Linked DNA regions of Mus musculus: region 2 is linked to region 1. Evidence: chromatin loops called from intact Hi-C (ENCODE). Cell type or tissue: gastrocnemius. All regions are shown on one strand.

The links. Peaks named below come from ENCODE experiments on the same cell type or tissue, not always from the same donor. Only the 100,000 strongest peaks of a DNase experiment are listed, where the experiment ranks them.
Region 2: it touches region 1 in a loop (4-fold over the local background); 21 of 42 quality-filtered maps call a loop at or near these places.

What each region holds. Positions count from the first base shown.
Region 1 is chr13:63,431,542-63,434,041 of GRCm38, forward strand. Fancc (Fanconi anemia, complementation group C) reads right to left here and starts at 204. Exons shown (of 15, transcript NM_007985.3): 1 at 1-204. In gastrocnemius, a CTCF peak has its summit at 1,436 (motif pointing left); DNase peaks (open chromatin) are centred at 162 and 1,439; H3K4me3 peaks cover 932 bases; H3K27ac peaks cover 936 bases.
Region 2 is chr13:63,561,799-63,564,298 of GRCm38, forward strand. Ptch1 (patched 1) reads right to left here. Exons shown (of 24, transcript NM_008957.3): 2 at 1,825-2,017. Among named protein-coding and RNA genes, the nearest start is that of Ptch1, 2.7 kb to the right of the region's middle. RefSeq lists an enhancer at 1,045-1,413. In gastrocnemius, no CTCF peak of the experiment used is centred here; DNase peaks (open chromatin) are centred at 1,036, 1,517, 2,176 and 2,489; H3K4me3 peaks cover 2,379 bases; H3K27ac peaks cover 1,799 bases.

The DNA.
Region 1 (2,500 bases):
GGAAACGGCGGTCTTCCCGGGTGGTCCTCACCCAGAGCTGCCTCAGCAGACTGGGCCGCGGCGGAAAAGAAGCCACCGCCCGGCTTCTGCGGCTTGAAAACTTGGCACAGCCTCACGGAACTTTTTTTGTTTTGACGTGTTTGGAATTTTCCCGCGGCCGCAAGGGAGTGGGGCTGCGCGCGCGCTCGCACGCACGCGCAGTGCACTCTGGGGCCCAGCGCGCTCCCGCGGCATGATGGGAAGATCTGAATCTCTCCTGGAGGAAGTGGGCGACTACGGGCTATAGCTAACTCGCGGCGCCGAGTGAGGGCTTTAGAGAAGAGAGAGCCCTGGAATGTGGTTCTTGAGAGACGGGAGTTGCCAGATAGGTCAAACTCCACATAGGGTTCAAGCCTGCTGGGCCCAACCACAAACGAGTTTTGTCTGTGGTTAGTGATCGCTCCAATCCCTAGTCAGGCCCATGTACTGCTTAGTTCAGGTTCAAATCGGTTCAAAGTTGCATTTACGCCACATAAGTGGAAACTTCTTGTCAAGTGAGACATGGCTTATCTTTTATTCTTGAATTTTTAACATTACATTTGTGTGCATGCCAGGTGAACCTAGAGGTCAGTTTGTGGGAATCAGTTCTCTCACTAATGCAGGTACCCAGTCTTCAACTTGGTGGTAGGAGCTTTTACCTGATGAGCGAGCCATCTTGCCAGCCCTTTCTTAAAGATTTTCAAATTTAGATCTGCATGGTTATTTACAGATGTTTGAATTGGGGAAGAGTCAGGATAACCTTAAACTTTTAGATTTTTTTGGTTTGTTTGTTTGTTTCGAGACAGGGTTTCTCTGTATAGCCCTGGCTGTCCTGGAACTCACTTTGTAGACCAGGCTGGCCTCCAACTCAGAAATCTGCCTGCCTCTGCCTCTGCCTCTGCCTCCCGAGTGCTGGGATTAAAGGCGTGTGCCACCACGCCCGGCTTAAATTTTTTTTTTTAATTAGTGCCTAAGAACCATTCGTTGTAATAAGACCACAACTTAGTGCCTTAAAAATAACATGTAGGGAGGAATATATGCCTGTAATAAATAGCTCTTATTTAAATACTCTGTTGCAGGATATTTGATCATACTGTGAATCCCGAGGTTGTATACTAGAAAAAACTATCTCTACACGTGTGGCTTAGCCCTAGCACACTCCTTTAATCCACGATCTTTCTGTTTATTGTAAATTGAATTTGAAAGAGAAGAATAAAGACTAGCCGAAAGACATTGGGTTGTAGAAAAACAACTGCTGAATTAGATTACCTGTATGCTTTAATTAAGGGAGCGGTGTAACAGATAGCTTAGCCATTAAGAGCACTGGCTGCTCTTCCAGAGAACCTGAGTTTGAGTCACAGCATCCACATGGCAGCTCACAATTATTAGTAACCCCTGTCCAAGGGATCTGATGCCCTCTTCTGGCCTCCTTCGGCACCACACTGCACAAACATTAATAAGTCATAATATCCACACACACAAAATAACAACATCAAAATTTAAAGGGAGACCCCAGGGGAACCTGATCCCAAAGTAACATGCCCTGCTTTATGGGATCAAGTGGCATCAAGCCTTTTAATATGTCATTTTAGTCAAAAAAAAATAGCACGTTTAGTGAGACAAGTGTGAATGACACCTTAGCCCTGAAAAAGCCATATAGTGACAAATTTTAAGATTTTTGTTTGTTAGTCTTTGTATTTACCAGCAAAAACAATGTGGAACTAGGTTTGTTTCTTGTCTTTTAGAGTGAAAGTAACCATTTTGGTACTCATATTTGTGTATACACACACACACACACACACACACACATATATATATATATATATGAAAAAAAGCTACCTGGAGTCAGACAACTCTTTGTGTCTCTGGGTGTTAGGAGTCTGGCCAGTCCTACTTTGTAAGTTAGCTGTCCAATGAAAGCCAGCCATAGGGAAAGCACCATGACTCTCCTCACAAGAACCTGTTTTAGGAGAAGTTTAGAAAACCCTTCCTACTTTGGAGGAAGGAAAGCTCAACCTTCTAGCTTTGTTTTAGTACCTAGATGCCAGTAATCACACAAGCTACCTGCTTTGGCTAAACAGGAAAGAAAAATAAGTTTTTATTTTGTCAAAATGAACATTATTTTAAGCCCCTGTGACTTGTCACAGGACTAAGATGAAGCACTGTAATAAAGTCAGATTTCCGTAATTAATGAAGATTCTTGTCCTTTGCCTTAAGCTTGGTCTAGAGAAAGGAACCATCCTCGGGCTAATGTATAGTTGCTTTTCCTGCAGAGACCATCAGTGAGTACATGGTTGTTACATGAGAATAGCCAAGAACAGCAAATGACATTTTAAAATTGGTGGGGCTATTGGGGCCTGAAATTATAAAGACAGGTAACCTATCTCCTTACTAAAAACATGTGAAGGCTGAAGATCAGAGGAACAACCCTAGCCTTGTGGAATCTCTAACAAGATTCCAGAAAACAAAAATCTGTGGTTTT
Region 2 (2,500 bases), 130 kb after region 1:
CCAACTGTGGAGCCATTAGCTTAACTTCTGCTCTATAGTCTTGCTGGTCAGTTTCTGTGCCTAGGACCTTACGTTCTGCTGGTTAACTTAACTTTCCAGGACCTTGCAGGGGGTGGCCTGTTCCCGCCAATACTCTCTTGCTTCCTGTCTCTCCAGTACCCCTGCCTACCTCAAGACATCTACTAAGGCCTTTTTTTCTCCTAATTTAACTTTCATGAAACAGTTCAAGTGGGAGCCTATACTCAGTGAAAATGCATTGAATTCCTGTAGTCTGAAGCACAGGGCACTGTGCAATGTCTCCATCACAGTGCCTAGCACAGGGTCAGGAACACTAGAGATACTAAGGAAATTTGTTGCCAGGGACATAGTCAGTGCTCAATAAAACTATTCTCTGAACTACCAATGACAAGGAAGCAAAGTGGGGTAAATTACCTAATGGAATCAATCCAAAAGACACTTGTATTCATTAACCAAGCTACTCAAGGCAGGAATGTGCTCTGCTCTTAAAGATTAGGATTATTATTTTGTTACTTTCCAACTAAATACTCCACCACTAGTTTTGCAAAAATAGTGAAAGCTAAGGTAACAGAATATTCTGGAAGGTTAGTTTCCAAGAGCATCCTGAAACTGGTGACCTAAGAAATTACTCATTAACCCTGGTTTCAAAATTCTGTCCTGGGTGGCTTGCAGTAGGCATGTACCAAATATTTGGGGTTGAAACATCTGCCCAACTACTCTGATGCTCAAAGCAGTGTTTGCCAGAAGCTAAAATGTTTTCAAACAAGGGGTTGGTACTTTTCAAAGAGATAACTGAGACACTAACAAAGAACGAAGGAAAAAAGAAAGCCTAAAATCACAAAGAGCAAAAAGATTCCACGGTGGTGGGGTGGGGAAAAATGGAAAACCTATTTTCAATTTACAAGTCCTTTTATAAAGCAGGTCCCCAACCCCTCCCCTTCCAAATCGAGGCACTTGGATAAAAGACACACACACACACACACACACACACACACACACACACCGAGGGAAGCTCCCGTGGCCCCTCCCATCAAACTTGCTTTCTTTTAAAATACACACACACTTGCAAGCTTAACAAATGCAACCACCCCCAAGAATAATTCCATTTAAAAAGCCCCCCCACCCGCGAGAAAACATTAATCTACTTTGCAAACATGCGTTCCAGTTTGTGCTTTACTATTTTTTTCAACTCCCCCCACCCCCCTTTGGTACCTTGAGACAAATGTTTTTTTCCCCCAGAGTTGAAAGCAGTCCAAAAACAGGACCACACACGCGGCCGCCTCCGCAGGCCCGCGAGGCGCCCGCCCCCTGCGCGCCCCGGGGGCGCGCACACTCCCTGCAGCCAGAGGGGTGGCCTTGCCCTCCACCCCCCTCTCCTTTCACCGCAGACACAGTGGGTGGGTGGGGGGTGGGGGTAAAGAAGCCGAGCTCAGGCTCCCGGATCAGAGAGGCCTTTCCCGGGCCGCGGCTCCCGGGCCAAAGCCAGGCAGGCAGCTGTGGCGAGCTTCGGGGACCACCCCCACGGCTCTGCGGAGTGGTCCGTCCCGCGCAGGGCCTCTGCGCCCCCGCCACTCTCTCCCACCACACCTAGCAAAGCGCAGCGCCCCGAGTAGATTACAGCGCGGCCTTTGTCGGGCGGGCCTGGCTACTGGCCAGCCATGCAAACAATAAACAGTCGCCCCTGGTGCGGGCAAGGGCTTCTCGTTGGCTACAAGGAGGCTCTAGGTGCATGCTGGCAAATATCTTCATCAAACACAGTAAAGGGAAGGAAGACGAAGGACGCGCTAGCGGCGCCTGATCGCTTACCTTCCACCCACAGCTCCTCCACGTTGGTCTCGAGATTAGCTGCCTTTAATCCCACAGCGAAGGCCCCAAATATGAGGAGACCCACAACCAAAAACTTGCCGCAGTTCTTTTGAATGTAACAACCCAGTTTAAATAAGAGTCTCTGAAACTTCGCTCTCAGCCACAGCGGCGCTTTCCGGCCAGTAGCCTTCCCCTGGGGACGAAGCAGAAGGGAGGAGTGAACGCCGGGGAATCGCTGTCCCCCGCACACCCGCCCGGGGATCCCCTCTGGACAGCAGTGTGGGGCGTGGGCGCCCGCGGCGCAATGCCTCTCCCTCGGACTGGAACCAGGACCATCCAGAGGAAGCCCTGGGGGCGTGGGGGCCTTGGTTGTAAATCAGTGAGACTGCAGCGTGGGAACTGTACTCTAGGGACCAGGGGGCGCCCCCACGCGTGGCCTGAGCGCCAGTCCTGAATGAGACTTGGGGTGCTGGGGAGAGAGGCTAACTGAGAAGCCACCACCAGCAGCCATGGTTTAGTACCGGGGACCTGGAGGGAGGGCCTGAGTGATCCTAGCCGAGAAGCCCAACACTAAAGAACCCCCAGGAAACGTCCCCCCTTCCCTAAGTCCTGCTCCAGCCTGTGGCCTCCTCCAGTGCCCCGGAGGCCGAGTGAAGGGCGCAAGCGCACTTAGGGA